Regions from separate parts of the Homo sapiens genome. Here region 1 is linked to region 2. The links are chromatin loops, found by intact Hi-C in ENCODE. Cell type or tissue: HCT116. All regions are shown on one strand. Links, peaks and the distances in the headings refer to the core of each region. The heading gives the core; the rest is flanking DNA. Region 1 overlaps ZNF81 (zinc finger protein 81). Region 2 has its middle 14 kb from the start of PORCN-DT.

What was found. Peaks named below come from ENCODE experiments on the same cell type or tissue, not always from the same donor. Only the 100,000 strongest peaks of a DNase experiment are listed, where the experiment ranks them.
Region 1: a loop joins it to region 2, with 5 times the contacts of the local background. A loop is called at or near these places in 2 of 110 quality-filtered maps.

What each region holds. Positions count from the first base shown.
Region 1 is chrX:47,849,135-47,860,703 of GRCh38, reverse strand. The region is part of intron 2 of ZNF81 (zinc finger protein 81); the gene reads right to left. Among named protein-coding and RNA genes, the nearest start is that of ZNF81, 18 kb to the right of the region's middle. In HCT116, for the core only: a CTCF peak has its summit at 6,099; no DNase peak of the experiment used is centred there.
Region 2 is chrX:48,488,741-48,500,309 of GRCh38, reverse strand. No RefSeq gene overlaps it. Among named protein-coding and RNA genes, the nearest start is that of PORCN-DT, 14 kb to the left of the region's middle. RefSeq lists a cis regulatory region at 3,193-3,713 and a silencer at 10,989-11,222. In HCT116, for the core only: a CTCF peak has its summit at 6,039; a DNase peak (open chromatin) is centred at 6,039.

The DNA of each region.
Region 1 (11,569 bases), core at 2,267-10,266, 640 kb after region 2:
CCACAAGTTAAGGTTCAGTCCCACAAGACTGTCCTACTTCAGACACCAATCACAAGTCCAGGCCTCTGTACTTCTGGCCAATTGGCTATAAATCAGGGGTTGGTTTATAGGGATTTTTATGGATACATCATCACATAGGCATGATGATCATCTCAATCTGCAGCCCCTCTTCCCTCCCCAGAGGATGAGGGTGAGGCTGAAAGTTCCAAGCTTCTAATCACAGCTTGGTCTTTCTGGTGATCAGCCCCACTCCTGAAGCTATCCAGGAGCCCATCAAGAATCATCTCATGGTCAGGAGATTGAGACCATCCTGACTAACACGGTGAAACCCCATCTCTACTAAAAAAAAAAATATGAAAAATTAGCCGGGCATGGTGGTGGGCGCCTGTAGTCCCAGCTACTTGGGAGGCTGAGGCAGGAGAATGGCATGAACCCAGGAGGCGGAGCTTGCAGTGAGCCGAGATCACGCCACTGCAATCCAGCCTGGGCAATACAGCGAGATTCCATCTCAAAAAAAAAAAAAAAGGTCATCTCATTAGAACAAAAGATGCTCCTATCACCCAGGAAATTGCATGGGATTAAGAGCTCTGTGTCAAGAACTAGGGTCAAAGACCAAATATTAGAACAACAGATGTTCCTGGCACCCCTATCCACTCAGGAAATTACAAGAATTTTCAGAGCTCTGTGCCAGGAACCAAATATATATATTTTTATTATGCCACACTGCCTTTTGTTCCAGGCCATCTTTTCGAGGATGTTTGCAGAGCAAACAGCCTTGGAAATATATATTGTGTCTCCCTCCAGAGCAAAGGACAAGTTTGCTTACTACTCAGTATAAAAGACTCAGGATACCTAAGCGACCCACTGTGCATCACCTGGCTCTCTTCACGTCACCCTGTAGGAATCAGGACTTGGGGAGCTGGCACAAATGTTAAGACTCTAGCTACCACGACTGCCATGAGTAATAAAGTCCTTTTCTCTAGCCCAGAGTTTCATATCTCTTTTGCCAGCATCCAGGACACTGTCGCAGGCTAACATTAGCTCACAAGTAGGGTAAAAATCTCAGACTGTTCACAGTTCTTGACAGAGTCATAGGAACAAATGTGTGGACCTTATTTGGATTCTGATTTGAAGTCATCAACTTTGAAAAGACATTGACATGACCATTTGAAGTGATTAAAAAAACAAAAAATCAATACAGATATGAATGTCTTTAACAGTTCCTGTCAAAACAGGTAGGAACAAAGAAAGGATTATGGCCAGTAAACAAAATGAAGTGGAAATCAACAAATACTTCAAAATATAATAGGGAAAAAATGACAGAAATATGGAAGAGAGGAAAATCAGTATATAATTTGTTCTTAAAAATTGACCCAGGCAAGTTGAACTGATAAGCCTTCAAATACAAGGCTGAAGGAAAACTAATAAAAGAATTATTGAAATAACATATACAAATCTTGTCACTACTCAAGGTGGACAGTTAATAGTGTTATAATAATTAGAATATTAATTATAATTTATAAAATTAATGTTATAAAGGTAACCACTTAAAGAACCAAAAAAAGAATTTAAACCTTTCTTTTCCTTTCTTTTCTTTCTTTTTTTTTTTTTGAGACGGAGTTTGGCTCTTGTTGCCCAGGCTGGAGTGCAATAGTGCGATCTTGCCTCACCGCAACTTCTGCCTCCTGGGTTCAAGCAATTCTCTCCTGCCTCAGCCTCCCAAGTAGCTGGGATTACAGGCATGTGCCACCACGCCCGGCTAATTTTGTATTTTTAGTAGAGACGGGGTTTCACCATGTTGGTCAGGCTGGTCTCAAACTCCCGACCTCAGGTGATCTGCCTGCCTCGGCCTCCCAAAGTGCTGGGATTACAGGTGTGAGCCACCACGCCCAGCCGACCCTTTCAAATTATTAGAAAGAACAAAAAACAAAGCAAAATAGAGCATATAGTGAAACATATTAAAAAGAAACATTAAAATTAGAAAGTATAATATAAAACACATCTTTCACATATTATATAGAAAAATGAACAAAGATTCAGAATGATGGTAAAAGGATAAGCAAAGGTGTATCAGAAAAAGCCAAAAGAAGGGAAGCAAGGCCTCCATCTTAATATCAACCAGAGTAGAATTCCAGGGCAAAAGAATGAAACAAGACAAAGGAAGACACTTTATAAAGATAAAAGACTCAATCTAAAATAAAGGATTCTGAACATCATCAGTGTATAAGGAAGTCCCAAAAGAAAGGAGGCATGGTCTCCATCTTAATCAGCCAGAGACGAATTCTGGAAAAGTATAAGACAAGACAAAGGAAGATGACTTATAAGGGACTCATTCCCAAATGAAGAGTTCTGGCTGTTCTTAATCAGCCTTCACTACTTCAGTGACAATCCCTAGGGTGAGTTTGGGGAAGGAACTGGAAGTGTGGGATGCTTGACTTTGATACTTTTTAAAATCAAGAATGGATGTTGAAATTTTGTGACATTGCTTTTCTCTGATGATATGTTAATATGGTGGATTATAGATTTTATAATATTGGACCACGTGGTCAGAATGAGTGACTTTTAAAGGAATTGATGGATTCTGCTTGATGATATTTCATTTATAACAGTTCCATCACTATTCATGAGTGAGGCTGATCTGTAAGTGCTGATGTTCTCTTTGGCAGGCTGTTATACCACAACATTAGGTAAAAAGTATGAGACCCTTGGTAGTAAGAATGGCAGCTTACAGAATAAAAGGGGAATAATTGAGGGTCAGGGGTTGGCATAATTGAGATTCCCAAGACCTGCAAAGAAGTGTACCACAGAGATTATAGGAGAGTAACCCCCAGCCTCGCCCCAGTTTGAGGAAATGTGTCCCTGGCCCAAAACCCACCTAACAGGAGAAGACATTAAACTGTTTTGCAAGTCACAGGTTTTGTCAGTGAGCTTGCAGGAATTACTTATTCCTCTGGTGAAACGCCTTGGCTGGGAGTGGATAAGGGGTCAAGGGCAGATTTTTTCAGATGGAAAATATTTCTGCATGTTGCATGCTTGTGAGAATGGCCCAGCATAGAAGGGGAAAAGTGATGTGATAGGAAAGAGAGGAGATAACTGGAAGGGAGGGGAAAGGGTTCAGTGGAAAGATCATTTCTAACAGGAAGGAAAGTTCATGGGTATAGGAAAGGAATAAATGGACATTCAAATCTATAATTTTCCGTCCACCTGTAAGTTTAGCTTTACTGCATAAACCTTGAAATGTGCCTCTTGATGTTTACTTGTATGTATTTTGTAAGGTGATTTATGCTTTCTCTTTAAACATATTTATGTAAAATATTTTAATGTGCATAGGGAATATTTATTTTTCACTAGCTGCTTACTTTTTATTTTTAATTTCATGCTTTCATGCTCTGTGTGATGATCCATATTACAGCAAAGTTTTAAAATTTTTTTTTCTTTGCTTCATCATCTAGTTTCTGAAAAAGGCTGGGTTAAAGTGGCTAGTGGTACAATTAACTATTTCACCTAGTTTAAATTTTACATAGTTTAAGGATATATCATTAGCTATATATGTGTTGATAAATGTTATAATTCTTGGTATTTCACAGTTTGAAGAACCATCTACTTTCATACCTTGCAAAGTTTTTCACCTTATATTCCCTCTGCTCAGGTTTTAAAATTGCAGCCACAGGCTTCTATTGGTGTTTTTTGGCCAAGTCTATCATTTTCTGTCCCTTCATTTTCATATTTTCTGGGTCTTTTAATTTTTTTCTTTTTTCGAGAAGGAGTCTCGCTGTATCACGCAGGCTGCAGTGCAGTGGCATGATTTCAGCTCACTGCAACCTCTGCCAACCTCTGTCTCCCAGGTTCAAGCAATTCTCCTGCTTCAGCCTCCCGAGTAGCTGGGATTACAGGTGAGCACCATCTAATTTTTCTATTTTTAGTAGAGATGGGGTTTCGCCATGTTGGCCAGGCTGGTCTAGAAATCCTGACCTCAGGTGATCCACCCGCCTCGGCCTCCCAAAGTGCTGAGATTACAGGTATGAGCCACCGCGCCCGGCTGGGTCTTTTAATTTCAAATGTAACTCACATTTATAAAATAATGCTGGACCTTTGGGAATTTTTCAGTTGTTTTTTCCTATCTGCTGACGATGTTTTTCTTTTAATGAATGATTTTAAGCCATATGTAATTATTGGAACACTAGGATGGATTTCTGCTATTTAAATATTTCTTTTGGTTTCCTTTAATTTCCTTGGCACATAAAATTTTTGGTGTTTTCCCCCTTAATGCTCATTTGAAAATTACTATTCATTCTACATTTAGTCTTATCACTCATCCCAACATAAGACCAGAATTCTATGCATGTTTCTCTCCCAAAGTCTATCAATATCTATATTCTTCTGAAAAAGAGTAAGAGAATCATAGGATTCTTTGCTTTTCCTTTCACTTACTTTCTTTCAACTATCTCTTCTGTGGGAATAATTGTAATTTTAGTTTCAATTTATAATGATATACATTCATATATATTTGCATTTTTTCCATTTAGAAAATAGAAACAAAAACTGATGTCAAAACATTTTTGAAGAAAATGTTAACACATTAACGGGAAATGCAAAGATTACTTGAAAAAAGCAAACATACTCAATTCTTTTTTTTTTTTTTTTTTTTTTTTTTTGAGGCAGAGTCTCACTATGTCACCCAGGCTGGAGTGCAGTGGCGTGATCTCGGCTCACTGCAACCTCCACCTCCTGGATCCAAGTGATTCTTGTGCCTCAGCCTCCTGGGTAGGTGGGATTACAGGCGTGCACCATCACGCCTGGCTAATTTTTGTATTTTTAGTAGACACAGAGTTTCACTGTGTTGGCCAGGCTGGTCTCAAACTCCTGACCTCAAGTGATCCACCTGCCTCGGCTTCTCTAAGTGCTGGTATTACAGGCATAAGCCACCACACCCAGCCCATACTCAATTCTTTAGTAGGAAATCTGAATTATCATAAAGAAGCAAATGGCCCTATCTTAGATATAAGTTTAATGCAAGTTTATTTACAATGGCAATATAATTATTTTTAAATTTGGTAAGTAAATTATAAATTGTGTACAAAAAAGAAAACAATCAAGAAAACAGTAAATTCCTGAAAAAAAGGGTAATCAGAGACAGCCCTACCATCTATTAGAAGAAATAACAAATATAGAGGAATTAGAATAATAAAGATTATGACTATTAGCTCAATGGAACAGGATAAGGTCCAGAAATATACCCAATATACTCAGAGTTATATCTTGGAATGTATGTATAGGCATACATGGTTTCATTGCACTTTACTGCACTTCAGAGATATTGTGTTTCTCGTAAACTGCAGGTTTGTGGCAACCCTGATAGAGCAAGTCTATTGGGACCATCTGTACAACAGCATGTGCTTACTTCATGTCTCTGTGTCAGATTTTGGTAATCCTCACAATATTGTAAACATTTTCATTATTATTATATCTGTTTCTTCTCTTTTTTTTAAGGTGGAAGATTTGGGGGTTTTTTTATTTTTATTTAATTAATTAATTAATTTATTTATTTTTTTGATTGTTAGAATTTTTTTTATTATACTTTAAGTTTTAGGGTACATATTTTTTTAGTTTGAGACAGAGTCTCACTGTGTCGCCCATGCTGGAGTGCAGTGGCATGATCTCGGCTCACTGCAACCTCTGCCTCCCGGGTTCAAGCAATTCTCTGCTTCAGCCTCCCGAGTAGCTAGGATTATAGGCACCTGCCACCACACCCGGCTAATATTTTGTATTTTTAGTAGAGACGGGGTTTCACCATCTTGGCCAGGCTGGTCTCGAACTCCTGACCTCGTGATCTGCCCACCTTGGCCTCCCAAAGTGCTGAGATTACAGGCGTGAGCCGCCGCGCCCGGCCTATTATTATATCTGTTATGGTACTCTGTGATCAGTGATCTTTGATGTTACTATTGTCGTTGTCTCAGGGCACCACGAACCATGCGCATAGAAGATGGTGAACTGAATTGATAAATGCTGTGTGTGATCTGACTGCTCCACCTACTGGCCCGTTCCCTGTCTCTCCCTCTCCTCGGGCCTCCCTATTCCCTGAGACACAACAATATTGAAATTAGGCCAATTAATAACCCTCAGTGGTCTCTAAGTGTTCAAGTGAAAGGAAGAGTCACATGTCTCTCCCTTTAAATCAAAAGCTAGACATGATTGAGCTTATTGAGGAAGGCCTGTTGAAAGCCAAGCTAGGCTAAAAAGCTAGGCTTCTTGCACCAGTCAGACAAGTTGTGAATGCAAAGGAAAAATTCTTAAAGGAAATTAAAAGTCCTACTCCAGTGAACACATGAAAGATAAGAAAGTGAAACAGGTTTATTGCTGATATGGAGAAAGTTTGAGTGGTCTGGAAAGAAGACCAAACCAGCCACAACATTCCCTTAATTAAACCAAAGCCTACTCAAAAGCACAAGACCTGAACTCTCTTCAATTCTGCGAAGCTTGAGAGAGGTGAGGAAGCTGCTGAAGCAAAGTTTGAAGCTAGCAGAGGTTGGTTCGTGAGGCTTAAGGAAAGAAGCCATCTCCATAACATAAAAGTACAAGGTGAAGTAGCAAGTGCTCAAGTGCTAACATAGAAGCTGTATGCAGCAAGTTATCCAGAAGATCTAGCTAAAATCATTGATGAAGATGGCTACACTAAACAACAGATTTTCAATGCAGATTAAACAGCCTTATATTGGAAGAACATGCCAGCTAGGACTTTCATAGCTAGAGAAGAGAAGTAAATGCCTGAAGTAAATGCCTGGCTTCAAACCTTCAAAGGACAGGCTGACTCTCTTGTTAGGGATTAATGCAGCTGGTTACTTTAAGTTGAAGCCAGCCAGCCATGGTGGCTCACACCAGTAATCCCAGCACTTTGGGAGGCTAAGGTGGGAGGACTGCTCGAGGCCAGGAGTTTGAGATCAGTCCTGGCAACAGAGCAAGACCCCATCTCTTAAAAAAAAAAATTTAAAAATTAGCCAGGCATGGTGGCACATGCCTGTAGTCCCAGCTACTCAGGAGGCTGAGGTAGGATTGTTTGAGCCCAGGACCTCAAGGTTACAGTGAGCTATGATAACGTCACTGCACTCCAGCTTGACTGACACAATGAGACCCTGTCTCAAACAAACAAACAACAACAAAAAAGGTGAAGCCAATGCTCATTTACCATTCTGTAAATCCTAAGATCCTTAAGAATTATGCCAAATCGGCCGGGCACGGTGGCTCACGCCTGTAACCCCAGCACTTTGGGGGGCCAAGGCAGGCAGATCACGAGGTTAAGAGATCGAGACCATCCTGGCCAACATGGTGAAACCCTGTCTCTACTAAAAATACAAAAATTAGCTGGGCGTGGTGGCGTGTGTCTGTAGTCCCAGCTACTCGGGAGGCTGAGGCAGGAGAATCGCTTGAACCCAGGAGGCAGAGGCGAGGTTGCAGTGAGCCGAGATCGCACCACTGCACTCCAGCCTGGTAACAGAGCGAGACTCCATCTCAAAAAAAAAAAAAAGAATTATGGAACAACAAAGCCTGGATGACAGCACATCTGTTTACAGCATAGTTTACTGAATATTTTAAGACCACTGTTGACACCTATTGCTAGAAAAAAAGATTTTTTACAAAATATCACTGCTCACTGACAATGCACCTGGTCACCAAAGAGCTCTGATGGAGATATACAAGGAGATTCATGTTGTTTTCATGCCTGTTAACACAACATGATTCTGGAGCCCATAGATCAAAGAGTAATTTCAACTTTCAAGTCTTATTTAAGAAATACGTTTTGTAAGACTATAGCTGCCACAGATGGTGATTCCTTGGATGAATCTGGGCAAAGTAAATTGAAAACCTCCTGTAAACGGTTCATCATTCTAGAAGCCATTAAGAACACTCATGATTCATGGGAGGAGGTTAAAATATCAGCAATAACAGAAGTCTGGAAAGACTGGATTCCAATCCTCATGGATGACTTTCAGGGGTTCAAGACGCCACTAGAGGAAATAGCTACAGAGATGGTGGAAATAGCGAGAGAACTAGAAGTGAAGCCTGAAGATGTGACTGAATTGCTGCCATCTCATGATAAAACTTTAACGGATGAGGAGTTTTTTCTTATGGATAAGCCAAGAACATGATTTCTTGAGACAGAATCTACTCCTAGTGAAGATGCTGTGGACAGTGTGGAAATGACAGCAAGTGATTTAGAATATTACATAAACTGAAAGAAAGCAGGGGCAGGGTTTGAGACGATTGACTCCAATTTTGAAAGGATTTCTACTGTGGGTAAAATGCTATCAAACAGTGTTGTATACTACAGAGAAATCTTTCAGGAAGGAAAGTGTTCATTGATGTGGCAAACTTCATTGTTGTCTTATTTTTAAAAATTGCTATAGCCACCCCAGTGTTCAGCAACCACCACCCCGATCGGTCAACAGCCATCAGCATCAAGGCAAGACCTTTCATCAGCAAAAAGATTATGACCCACCAAAGGCTCATGTGATTGTTACCATTTTGTAGTAGTATTTTTAAATTAAGGTATATACACTGTTTTTAGACATAATGCTATTGTACACTTAATAGACTATAGCATACTATAAACATAACTTTTATGTGGGAAGCCACAAAATTTGTATGACTCTCTTTACTGAGATACTCGCTTTATTGCAGTGGTCTGGAATCGAACCCGCAATATCTCCAAGGTATGCCTGTATATGCTAATGTAGTATTGCATGTTAGTGGGGAAAATATAGATTATTCAATAAATGGTATTGGGACAAATGTGTAGGCATCTTGAAGAAAAATTAAGACAGATCTCTGGCTAAGGCTTTACAACAATAGCAAAAAGAATCCAGCTAGTTGCAGCAGTAAAAGTAAAAAATAAAAACAATTAAGTATTAAACAGAAAATGTAAGGGTTTTTTTCCCAAATACAGCTGAGCAATGAGGAACAATGAGGAAGGCTTTTCTAGTTGATACAAAACTTGGAGAACAGAAAAGATTCATAAACAATGCACAGAGAAAACACTAACATTTTCATTTAAAAGACAAATGGGAAGTTGGGGAAAATAACTGGGACACATGTAACATCCTTCCATAAATAGCAACACCCTAATAGAAAAATGGGAAAAGGAAATTTTAAAATGTCTCAGAAAAAAATCATATAAATGGCTCTTTAAACACAGTCACATATATTCAACCTCAGCCATAAGAGAAATGTAAATTAAATCTATACTGAGATACTGTGTTGTAACCTATCAGACTGACCAAAAAGAAAAAATGAATATGACAAGACACTGTGTTGCTTGGGTATGGTGAAAACAGACACTCATACAACTGACACAACCCACGAGGCAGGCAATTTTTCCATATCCATTAAGAATAAAAATGTGTAAACAAAACAAAACAAAAAGAGTAAAAATGTATATATCATCTGTCCTGGGAATTCTACTTGGAGAAATTTCTCTCTAAACATACTCTCTCTTGTGTTAACTAAGATTTGTATAAGGATATTCATTGCAGTGTTGTGTACAATTGCAAAAGATTAGAAACCATTTAAATGTCTATTAATAGAAAACTGGTTAGCATATTTTGATATATTCATATAATAGAATAAGACGTAGCCTTGTAAAGGAATGAGGTAACTCATTACATGTAGTGACACTGAATAATCACCAAGCTTTATTGTTAAGGGAGAAAAGCAAGTGCTGGAAATTTTGTATGCTAATATTTCAGTTTAAAAATGGATATAGGGGTGTTGGGTTGTGTGTGTGTGTGTGTGTGTGTGTGTGTGTGTGTGTGTGTGTGCGCGCGTGCCTGTGAATGAGTGCACGTGTTTGTATGGACAGACTATCTGTAGCTGCCTTGGGAAAGAATATATAGGCCACTGGGGTCAAAATTGGAGGGTACTTTTTTTCTTTTCAAAAGATTATTATTATTAAATATAATATTCATGCAGAAAAACATATGAAACAAATATTCACCTTAACTAATCATTTGAAGCAAATACCAACCTAATTACCACCACAATCTGGAAATAGAACATGGCCAGCTCCCTGGCCGGAAGCCTTACTCATGCCTCTTTCCCTCCCTCCCTGCAACGCCCCTGGTCAAGGAAGCCACTATTCTGCCTCAGATGGTGAGCACTTCCTCACTTTGCTTTCAAGTTTTATCACCTACAAATGTACCCCTCTATACTATATGCTTTTGCTTTTCCTGTCTTAAAACTTCATATAAATTGAAATAAACACAACAAATTCTTTGGTGTCTACCTTCTTTCACTCAATATTATGTTCAATGTATTTATCCATTCTATTTTTAAAATTTTTCTTTCTTTTTTTTTTTTTTTTTTAAGAGATGGGTCTCATTATGTTGCCCAGGCTGGTCTTGAACTCCTGGTCTCTAATGATCTTCCTGCCTCAGCTTCTCAAAGTGTTGGGATTACAAGTATGAGCTGTCACACCTGGCCCCACTCTATTATTGATGGTCATTTGCATTATTTCCAGTTTCTGGCTGTTACAAGTAATGCTACAGTGAGCATTTATACATGTGTCCTGGTACATCAGCCAAGGATTTCTGGTGGGTGTTTTCCTAGAACTGTTTCCTCATATGGTCTACATATGTACGGATGAATAAGGCTAAAAGGTCCCCAGAGATTGTGTCAATTTACATTCTCATGAGCAGTGCTCCTCCTCCTAACACTTGTCATTGTACTTGTCATTGTCAGTGTTCTAAATTATAGCCATTCTAGTGGTGGTGGTAAGGGGTAGTTGTATTACATTGTGGTTTAAATTTGCATTTCCCTGATGAATAATGAGATTGAGCACTGTCTCACGTGTCTATTAGCCATCTGAATATCTTCATCTGTTACATATCTGTTCAAGAAGGCCTCTGACTAGTGGGTATTCTGCTTTTTCTTGTTGTTTTGTTGTTCTTGATATATTCTGGGTATAAGTCCTCTGTTGTTTATATCTTCTCCCACTCTATGGATTGCGATTTTCTTCTTCTTCTTCTTTTTTTTTTTTTTGAGACGGAGTCTCGCTCTTGTCACCCAGACTGGAGTGCAGTGGCGCGATCTTAGCTCACTGCAACCTCCGCCTCCTGGGTTCAAATGATTCTCCTGCCTCAGCCTTCCAAGTAGCTGGGATTACAGGCACCTACCACCATGCCTGGCTAATTTTTGTATTTTTAGTAGAGACAGGGTTTCACCATGTTGGACAGGCTAGTCTCGAACTCCTGACTGACCTCAGGTGATCCACCCGCCTCAGCCTCCTGAAGTGCTGGGATTACAGGTGTGAGCCACCGCGCCCAGCTGTGATTTTCTTCTTAAAGGAAGTGATTATCATAAAAGTCAGGGTAGTAGTTAGCTCTGGGAGTAGAGGGATTGTGGAATGCTAACTATGGACTCTTTCTAGGCCTATGGAAGGATAACTCATTCGGCCATACATGTCTGTTCTGTATGCTTTTCTGTATGTATGTTACATTTCACAATAAAAACGTTTTTAAGACATAACTATGACCCATTAACTTCACCCCCCTGTATATATTTAAGAGAGGGTATACAC
Region 2 (11,569 bases), core at 2,419-10,418:
AGCCAGCTGAGGTCTCTCCACAGCTCCTGGCACCCTAGGGCCTCCTGGCATATCATCTGCTGACCCAGTTTCCTCTGGCACCCTGAGATCTGACTGCACTACTCTCACACCAAGCTATCAAGGCTGAGGACTTTTCCTGACCAAGTCTGACACCTGGAAGGCTGGCAGCCCTGGGCAGAGGGATTGGTTCACTACTGAGCCCCATCCCCTGCACGGGGTGTCATTCTTAGGACACATCCTCAATTGTCCTCCTGGCTCTTACTCCTTGTGAAGGACAACATCATTCGACAGAGCTAACAGCACCCAGTGCTCCTGGCAGAGGTCTTGGGATGGTTTCTTAGCATAAAGATTCAGCTACACTCAGGAAAATTCAGAAGCTGCTGCTCTTGAGGAAATTCTTTTTTTTTTTTTGAAGACAGAGTCTTGCTCTGTCACCCAGGCTGGAGTGCAGTGGCACACAATCTTGGCTGACTGCAACCTTTGCCTCCCAGGTTCAAGCAATTCTCTTGCCTCAGCCTCCCAAGCAGCTGGGATTAAAGGCACCCGCCACCACGCAAGATGAATTTTTGTATTTTTGTAGAGACGGGGTTTCACCATGTTGACCAAGCTGGTCTTGAACTCCTGACCTCAAGTAATCCACCTGCCTTGGCCTCCCAAAATGTTGGGATTACAGGTATGAGCCACCGCACCCGGCCCCCTTGAGGAAATTCTTAGAGTCCCAACTGGAAGTGGCTTTGACCTTCTGGCCCTCTTCCCTCAGCAACGTGGCCATGCATCCTGCAAGCCCTCCAAGCCCTGCAGAGCCAGGTAAATTGGGGTGCACATGCCTGATTCCCCTGACCACATTGTTTCCCTGGTATGTGTCCCCAAAGCGTGTGGTGTGGACCAGAGTTTATGCTTGGATCTGTACACCCACCAGACATCTCAGCATCCCACTGTCCATCTGTCCATCCATCTCAGGGACAGTTTCTGTAAATGGCGTTCTTCCTGAAGTCTTTTTCTTTCTTTGAATTGCAGGCTGGGGGTTGGCACATGTGTCTCTTTGGGGCCTGGAGCAAAAGCGGGCTGGCTACCCCAGGCCAGCTTCCCCAGGCCTCTGGCCACACTCTGGGTGCTGGCTCTTTTGCTCAAAAGCCATCCCTGGCACCCCAGGACTAGGAATTAAAGCCCCTGCTCAGCTTCCAAATGCCAACTTCTTTTATTTTATTATTATTTTTGAGACAGTCTCACTTTGTCGCCTAGGCTGGAGTACAGCAGCGTGATCTTGGTGCTCACTGCAACCTCCGCCTCCCGGGTTCAAGCGATTCTCCTGCCTCAGCCTTTGGAGTAGCTAGGATTACAGGTGCCCACCACCATACCCGGCTAATTTTTGTATTTTTAGTAGAGATGGGGTTGCACCATGTTGGCCAGGCTGGTCTCGAACTCCTGGCCTCAGGTGATCTGCCCGCCCCAGCCTCCCAAAGTGCTGGGATTACAGGCATGAGCCACTGCACCCAGCCCAAGTGCCAACTTCTGCCTCAGCCCTTCATCCACCCTGCGCTTTAACCACACTCATTCTCTCTTACACCTCCCAGGGTTTATCTACGCTGTTCCCACTTCTAGGAATGTCCTTCCTCCTCCTCTCTCCTGGCAACACCAAGAGATCTGTCAGCACTCGGCTAAAATGTCAGGGTCATAATCAAATGCTCCCTGGGGTAACCACAGCATTGATCACAGAATCATGCAGCGAGATTTGCCTGTGGATGTCTCTCCAGTTAGACTGGGAGGGCTGAAAGAGCAGGAGGGGATATGACTCATCTCTGTGCTCCCAATGCATGGCACAAAGCTGGAGCCACAGCAGTGACCAGTTATGTGGGTGTGCGGATGGGTGGCTAGATAAACAGATGAATGAATAGTGGGTAAGTGGGTGAATCATGGGTGGATGAATGGGCGCAAGGCTAAGTGAGTGGTTGAGTAGATGAACTGTGGGTATCTACAAGAAAGAGCGGGTTGATAACAATTCTAATGTTCTAACCTGCTCCATCTGCTTCCCAATCCTCTTCTCTGACCCTCTCACACAGAACTCATCCTTAATGGTTGGATGAACTGACTTCTCTCTGCCAAGAAATCAGTGTTAGGAACAGACACTCGATGAATATACACCTACACAACAGCTTTGCAGCAGAGCTGAACTGACAGGCTGATAGCTAGACAGACAGGTCCCTCAGAGGAGGGGAGCAGAAGAGCCGGGAGCTCAGATGCGCCTGGGAGGGCCATCTGCTCTGAATGGAGACAGAACATGGGAAGGAGGTTGCTCTCTCCTCCCGGGGCTGCCTTTGAGCTGCCTGGTCCATTGAGTACTTGGCACACTCCCTGACATCTCCCCATCCTTTTGCCACACGGCCCTAAATCTCACTAGAAGATTAAGTCACATCCAGTGAGGCTTTGCCTTCTTCAGAATCTGGTAGTCATTGACATTTTAGTATAAATTGCCTTTTAATCTGTCATGGGAGGCAGAATTTCCGAGTTTAGGAGTGATGGGGTAACTTTACAGCATAAAGCTGAGCACCTGAAAGTGGTAGGCAGAGAGGGACTAAGGCTGCCAGTGGTTTTACTTAAGGATTCAGCGGTGGCCTACTGTATTGGGCAGGCATTCCTTTTACCAACTCAGCACCTCTTTCCTCTTCTATGAAAGACCACCTTCTTTCTTTCTTTCTTTTCTTTTCTTTTTTTTTTGAGACAGGGTCTCATTCTGTCACCCAGGCTGGAGTGCAGTGGAGTGAGAGGTGCAGCCTCTCACTCCAGGGCTCAAGAGATCAGCCTCCCAAGTAGCTGGGACTACAGGCATGCACCACCACACCAAGCTAATTTTTGTATTTTTTGTAGAGACGGGGTTTCACTATGTTGTCTAGGCTGGTTTTGAACTCCTGGCCTCAAGTCAGCCTCCCAGTGTTCTCGGATTACACATGTGAACCATCATGTCTGACCTCCATTTTCTTTTTTTTCTTTTTTTTTTCTTTTTGAGATGCAGTCTCGCTCTGTCACCCAGGCTGGAGTGCAGTGGCATGATCTTGGCTCACCGCAACCTCTGCCTCCCGGGTTCAAGCAATTCTTCTGCCTCAGTCTCCCATGTAGCTGGGATTACAGGCGCGTGCCACCACGCCTGGCTAATTTTGTATTTTTAGTAGAGATGGGGTTTCACCATGTTGGCCAGGCTGGTCTTAAACTCCTGACCTTGTGATCCGCCCGCCTCAGACTCCCAGAGTGCTGGGATTACAGGTGTGAACCAACACACCCGGCTGGACCTCCATTTTCTTTTAGCAACCCCCTTCCTCCTCACCTCACTCCAGTGCATGTTGTTCTTGTGGGGCTAACTCCCCCACCTCCCTGCTCCCACCTATATCTTCAGGAGTGGACTCATGACTAGACCAGCCAATCAGAGCAATCTGTCATTGTGACCACAGGGTCAGGAATGGGTGTGACTCAAGCCAGGCCACATGATCTAAAGCTGGAACTGAAGGGAAAGAGGCTTTGCTGTCCTCTGGGACTCCTTGCTGTTTAGGGATAGGCGAGGCAGCCACCACCTGGGAGAGCCTGCCGAGGGCCAAGCTCTCAAAGATAAATCAGACCTCCTGGACAGAGAGAGAGAGTCCTCAGACACGCTGTGCATGGCCAAAGCTCACTCTGTCCCAGGTCTCTTCCATTACCTGAGTAATTATTCCCTTTTACCTTAAGCTGGTTTGACTGGAGTGTCTGCCACTTACAACTCACAGAACCCTGAAGAATACATCCACCTTCCTGCCCTCTCAGCCCACATGGGGTTATCGTCCCATTTTGCAGATTGGACCTCTGAGGTCAGAGCATGCCAGCCACAGAGGAGAGTCTGGACTGGAAGGGACCCCAGAGGCCACTGAGTCCATCCCCCCAACCCAACCCCCACAAGTTCCCCAGGTAGGCCTCAGGAGTGGTCTGGCTGCAAACCTCCCCTTCACTGGCCACAAAACTTGGGCAACTTGACTCTCAACTTGCTGGGCAGCTTCCTATGCTGTGGCGGGGACTGGGTTTTGCCTTTGTGTGGCGGGGACTGGGTTTTCCCTTTGTGTCTGGTGTACTTTGTCTCTAATGGCAGGGCCTGGGCTGGGAAAGGGTCAGCCTCCAGCCGTTACACCCTTGGAGAACATTTGTTCTTCCCCAAAAGGCGGCTGCAAAGGTCCTCAGCAACTCACAGCTCCGAAGTGCCCATTGTACAGATGGGGAAACCGAGACCCTAAGAGGTGATTTCTCCTAGGGCACCCCACCATTTCCTGTCAAGAACTCACCACTCCTTGTGCTCCTCCTCATTTGTGCCTTGGGCTTCAGGATCTCCTGGATGGCAACATGGGGGTTCCAGAGAGCAGGTCAGGCCTGTTTTCCCTGGCCAGGAGTCTGAGTTTCCTGATCCATCACCCGGGGAACACTTGTTGGGTGTTTCATCCAAGGATGGAGCAGCTGGGTCCTGCTAGGCCAGCATCTCGAGGGGGCCCCAAGCATCCCTTCAAAAATGTCCACCACTGGAAGTTCTGCAAGTCAAACAGACCTAATGACTAACAGCTGATAAATATTGAGCGTTTACTCTGTGCCGGGCAATTTGAAGAGCTTCGTGTCCATAATCTCATTTAATCTTCTCCACATCATATAAGGCAGGAACCGGAACTAACTACATTTTATAGATAAGGAAGCTGGGGCCCAGCAGTTGAAATAGTATACCTAGAATAAAGCTTTCCTATGGTCATCACCAGCATAGCAGTTCAGGATGGCAATGGGGGCATTTCAGCACTTCCCCTGGCCAGGACCACCTGGGGTGGGGTGGACGGCTGGTTGTGTCGTGGGTCTGAATCAAGGCACAGCACAGAGGGTGGGACCTGACAGATGACCCCCTCATCTCAGAAGGTCACTCCATATCCCCATGGTGGAGGTGTGTCACAGCCCTCCATTCCATTCCACACCTGGGCACAGCATATCCCCCTCCTTCCAGGAGCAGGGCAGCACCCAGAGTAGCTTGAGTTCAGCTCTGCCTTCCAGTCCCAGTCCATGAGGGTCACTTCAAGCAAGTCCCTTCTCCCCCAGCTTGGTGATCTCATCTGTACTGTGAGCTGGTAGATGCAATTAAAAAATTATTTCCAAAATGGTAACATCACGACTCCTACAAATATAAAGTGAACATGTGTCAAGGATTTTTAGATCATTTATTTATTTATTTTTGAGACAGAGTCTCACTCTGTCGCCCAGGCTGGAGTGCAGTGGTGCAATCACAGCTTACTGCAGACCTTGACCTCCCTGGCATCAGATGATCCTCCCACCTCAGCCTCCTGAGTAGCTGGGACTACACACGCTCACCACCACTCCCAGCTAATTTTTGTACTTTTTGTAGAGACAGGGTTTTGCCTTGTGGCCCAGGCTGCTCTTGAACTCCTGGGCTGAAGTGATCCACCCGCCTCGGCCTCCCAAAGTGTTGAGATTACAAGCATGAGCCACCATGCCTGGCCCAGATCATTTATGAATGAGGGAACTGGTAATATGTTACACTAGGCTCAGAGGAGAATCTGAAGAACAAGCATATATAAACTCCCAGAGATACTGCAATGGATTTGCCAATAGATGCAATATAATATCTGGAATAATCTTTTTCTACAGGATAGAGATCAGCTGTATCTCTACAGGACAAAATTCATTTATTATGGATGGGAATTATCAGTCCTGCACAGGTTAACTTCTCTCTACAGAGGTGCAAAATGGCCCAGCCAAAGACAAAAGTGCAGCCCGCTATAGAATCAGATACGCCATAAGGGGCTTGGGTAGACCACATCCAGTGTTCCATTGAAAGGACACCTGGGGAATAGTTTTGTCCATTTAAAAGTTTTTTACAATTTTTCCTGATAAGCATAGGGCTGCGCTAGACAATGGCTGAGTATTTTTTTCCAGCTCAGAGACATCCCGGGTGAAGGTATGCCTGGCTCTGGGGCCATGTTCACTTTCTGCGCATGTCCAGATTTCCTTTGCCTTTAAAAACCTGGACACTGAGGGGCGCCACTAGCTCACATAATGCCTGCGTGAACTTTAGAAAAGGATGCCCCTTCCTCCTGATGGACGCGGCCCCAGGCCAGGCCCCAGTGATGCTAGAGGAGCCCAGGGTGCATTCCTGCTCCCAGTGTCCTCTGTGGCCAGGCAACTTTTGTTAGAGCACAGCCTGCACAACTGTGCCCAGTGGCCTGTGGCTGCCTGGCGTTCTGCAGTCAGTATTGTTGACCTTCTGGAGGATCTAAAAGAAAGCCATTGGCTCAGAGCCAGGCGTGGTAGCTCGCACCAGTAGCTGAGGACGGAGGATCAGTTGTGAGATCAAGGCTGCAGTGAGCTATGATTGTGCCACTGCATTCCAGCCTGGGTGACAGAGTGAAACCCCTCCACCCCAGTCTCTGGAAAAAAAAAAAAAAAAAGAAGCCATTGGCTTGGGGTTGAAGTGGGGGCACAAGAAGGTCTTGACTCCGCACCTGGGAGCTTTTTGGGGTGAAGCTGATCAGGACTGGGGTGCCATGACTGGAAGGGGAGATTTGTGTCCATGTACCCCTAGGGGCCCATGCATGGGAATGCTCATGTTTTCAGCTGTGCCAATGGGCTTGGATCTTGGTGTCTGTGCAAGTATACCCTTGGGGGACCACTCTACATCTGGGCCAGCTTGGAATTCAGGAGCAGCAACATCCTTCTCCAGCTGGGGTCAGGAGGAAGGTTGTGGGTTCCTGTGCCTCCCCTGCTATGGTCGGGTGGGTTGGTGGGGGACCAGGGTTCGTGATGGACGTGCCCCCTCCTAGCCCAGGGTTTCAACCCCACCAGGCTTCCCCCATGCTGACTGGCCTGTGGCCATGGCTCCCCCAGCCCATTTCCAAGCTTTGCCTCTGGGGCAGGGTGTAAAGACTCTGAAGTGGCAGAGGAGCAGGAGGGTGGCCCAATCTTGGGGAGCAGCCAGCTGCCTGCCCACTGTCCATGGGCTCCTCTCTCAGGCTAAATGCTTCCCGGGGCCTGGGCTGCAGACAGGCAGGCCATGTGACAATGGAGAAGACCGAGGCCCAGAAAGGGGAGGCAGCTTACCCTGGGCCCCAGGGGCCCGTGGAATCCTGGACAGTTCTTTCTTTTTTTTTTTGAGACAGAGTTTCACTCTTGTTGCCCAGGCTGGAGTGTAATAGCGTGATCTCGGCTCAATGCAGTCTCCTCCTCCCGGGTTCAAGCAATTCTTCTGCCTCAGCCTCCCAAGTAGCTGGGATTACAGACATGTGCCACTGCGCCTGCCTAATTTTGTATTTTTAGTAGGGACGGGGGTCTCTCCATGTTGGTCAGGCTGGTCTTGAACTCCCAACCTCAGGTGATCCGCCTGCCTCGGCCTCCCAAAGTGCTGGGATTACAGGCGTGAGCCACTGCGCCCAGCCTGGACAGCTCTTTAAGCCTAAACTGCCTGTTACAGGGACAGAGAGAACTACCCCCGCCCCCAGCTCCAAACTCTGGTTCATCTCTGGGCTCCTCCCAGGCCTGGGTACTTGGTCTTCTACAAATGATAAAAGAGCTGGATGCAGCTTCCTGGCTGAGCAAACACTGTTTTCCCACTCCCAGACATTAGTCTTCTGAGTGTCCCTTGTCGTCTGTCCCCCTACCCCATCCCTGCAGTCCAACTCCTCTCCATTGCTGTGGGCCCTGTCACTGCCTCTTCCTACCCCTCCCCTCTAGGAAGCCTGCCCCGAGCCTCCAGGCCCAAGTGTTTTCTCCCTAACCCTAACCCTAAGCCTTGCTCCCAGGGACTTCCTGACCCTTCTGCTTCCTATCATGGTGACTCACAAGCATTGCTCATCTTCCCAGCCCTCCGGAGCCTGGCCACATTGTCTCTGGGGGCTGAAAGAAGGAAGCTCTAGCTTTCTCTCAGATAACAAGGTTTGAGACAAGTAAAATGGCCCCAAATTTCACTCCCTTAGCTCTGCTGAAACCTGGATTCATGGAGGTAGCGCATCCCTTGATTTTCTTTATGATCCCCAGCCAGGTGTAGGTAGAGGTAAATCTGCACACAGATCCCTCCATGGTGCTACATATGCATGCATGAATGCCATCTGTGGTCCCCCAAGGGTACACATACACAGACACCAAGATCCAAGGCCATTGGCACCGCTGAACACGTGAGCATACTCATGCATGGGTTCCTAGGGATACATGTACACACATGCCCAGACCCAGGTCCTTGGACACACTTGAAGCCATGCGCACACACATGCATGGACCTCCAGAGTTACACATGCACACATACACACATGCACATGCACACACACACGCGCACACACACACACACACACACACACACACGGGCACCCTGAGGTACCTGTACACAGACACCGAGGCCTGGGTCCATGGGCACACCTGATCACATCCACACACCCATGCACGTTCACACAGGTTATATGTTCACAAATACCCAGACTGAGGCCCACGGACAAATATGCACCTGCAGTACACACTCACACCTTTATGGGCATCCAGGGGGTATATGTACACAGACAGCCAGACCTGAGCCCATAGGCACACTTGCACTTTTGCACACACACATGCATGGTGCCCAGAGGTACATGTGTACAGACACCACAATCTAGGTTCCTGGGCACTTGTGCATCTGTGCACACACACACGTGGGAAATCCCTGCAGCCATGCATACAGCATGCCCACGTACATGTGCACAGACATCTACGCCCAGGCCCTTGTGTACCTGTTCACTCACACTTGCACGGGGCGGGGGGGGCGGTGCCCAGGGGTATACATGCATAGATACTAGACTTACCAGCTTGGGCCAATGTGCTCCCCTTCACTTACGCACTCACACACAGCCATGCATGTGCACGCTGGCATACACATGTATATACACAGACACAAACACTCAGGCTAGCACCCACGGACATAGGGCTTTGCACATAGAATCTCATATATAAGTACACCCTCACACATATGCACAGTTGCTTTTCACAAACACCCCTGTCAGGGAACAGGTCCCCATGTGCCTGCTACACCCTAGCATCTCCATGAGAATTCACACTTGAACTTCTGTTGCCCATATGCACTTATAACCATACCTGCATTCAAAACAGCAAAGCATGAATGCACACACATGTGCCATGTATGCATGCATGCACAAAAGGACTAATGTGCACACACATGGGCATAAGCACACCACGCACTCCTGCATAACTTCACACGTACTGGTACGCACACACCTATGTGCGGGCATGCATACCAATTATCCCGAGGCTCTTCTCCACCAACCCTGCATAACTGGTGATGGCTCCCAGCTCTGGCATCGGGCAGAACTTTCTTGTGAGGTACGGGCTGTGACTCATAATTCACTCCAGCTTTCCTCAGCTCCTGTGTCATCTAGAGAGACTCAGAACACTTGCCCCTTCCCTTGGGCTGCCACCAAGCCTGAGATGACACCACACCTATTCTCCCGAACCAAGGCATCGAGCAACCTGGCATGAACCAGGTGTGGGTGGAGTGTTAGAGGAAGCCTTGGGGCAGTTCTGAAAGCTCCCCAAGCAATTATTAGTCATTTTGTTATGTGGCAGAGGATATTCCATGGACACCGCCCCCAGAACCTGCAGGAGTGCCACGGATTTCATTCCAGGCTTGCCCTGGGCCCCTCCTGCTGCTCCAGAGCCCCCTTCAGCTAGACGAGGAGGATGTGCTGAATTTTCCTTCCTTCACTTGAGCACTGGCTCCCCTCATACCTGGCCAACACGAGTCTCTTGAAATCAGCCTTGAAACTGAGAGCCAATTAGCTGCTCAGACTGCCTTAACAAAATACCTCAGACTGGGTGGCTTAAACCACAGACGTTTATTTTCTCACAGTTCTGGAGGCTGGAAGTTCAAGATCAAGGTGCCGGTAGGGTTGGTTTCTGGTGAGGCTTCTCTTTCTGGCTCGTAGACAGCCACCTTCTTTCTCTGTCCTCATGTGGCTTTTCCTTTGTGCGCCCACAGGGAGAGAGGGAGGGAGCTCAGGCATCTCTTCCCTCTCTAATGAGGACACCGGTTCTATCAGATTAGGACCCTGCCCTTATGGCCTCATTTAATCTTAATTACCCCCATCTCCAAATACAGTCACATTGAGGATTAAAGCTTCAACAAAGGAATTTGCTGAATTCACAATTCAGTTCACAGCAGACAACAAAGGGAGCACTACCTTGAGCAGTTGAGGGAGGCCCCGGCTCCCTCCTTTTCCTCAGGTGCATTCCTGAGATGTGTTTGTGCAGGAAGGAGAGGGGTAAGGACAGGCATGAGCACAGCCTCTCTTGCAGAAATAGAAATCTTTATTGCTTGCAAAGTACTGCACTTTTTTTGTTTTGTTTTGTTTTTTGTTTTTTCTTCAAAACAGGGTCTTGCTCTGTTGTCCAGGCTGGAGGGCAGCAGCATGATCTCAGCTCACTGCCGCCTCAATCTCCCAGGCTAAAACGATCCTCCCACCTCAGCCTCCCAAAGTGCTGGGATTACAGGCATGAGCCACCATGCCTGGCCAGTACTGCACATTTTCCAAAAGTTATAACTTAAATGTAAAGAGTTATAATTTACATACGATAAAGTTCACCCTTTTGGCATACAGTTCTCTGAGTTTTGACAAACAATAACAGTTGAGTAGCCGCCACCACAGCAGCCAGAGGGATCCTGTTGCAACCCAAGTCAGCCCGGGGCCCTCCTCTGCTCGGAGCCCTGCCATGGCTCTCATCTCTCTCAGAGAAAAAGCCAAAGTCCTCTCCGTGGCCCACGAGGCCCTCCGGGCCCTCCTTGACCTCACCGCCCGCCACTGGCTCCTTGTTCACTCTGCTCCTGCCCCACTGGCCTGTTCTTCAAATGTGCCAGGCACCTCAGGGCCATTGCCTCAGGGCCCTTGCCTTTCTTTCTTTTTTTTGAGACAGAGTCTTGGCCTATCACCCAGGCTGGAGTGCAGTGGCACAACCTCAGCTCACTGCAACCTCCGCCTCCCAGGTTCAAGTGATTCTCCTGCCTCAGCCTCCCAAGTAGCTGGGATTACAGGTATGTGCCACCACGCCTGGCTAATTTTTGTATTTTTAGTAGAGACGGGGTTTCACCATGTTGCCCAGGCTGGTCTCAAACCCCTGACCTCAGGTGATCCACCCACCTTGGCCTCCCAAAGTGTTGGGATTACAGGTGTGAGCCACCACATCCGGCCCTTCGCCTTTCCCTGGATCACTCTTCCTCTAGATACACCCTCCCAGCTCACACTGACAGGGAAGAGTGCACTCCCAGGTTTACACTGACTGCTATAGGGACCTTCCCAGGGTCACACAGCCTGGGGTGTGGATCCTCTTGGAATCACACAGGTGAGGGTGTAGACACTCATGATGTTACTAGATTTTGGAGTAAGAAATCCTGAGGTCATGCTGATTGTGGTGTAGCCACTTCTGGGGTCACACAGAGTAGGGTGTGGCCACTGCTGAAGCATCACAGACCGGGATGTGTTCTCTTAGGGTCATACAGATTGGTGTGTGGGCAACACTGGAGTCACGCAGACTGGAG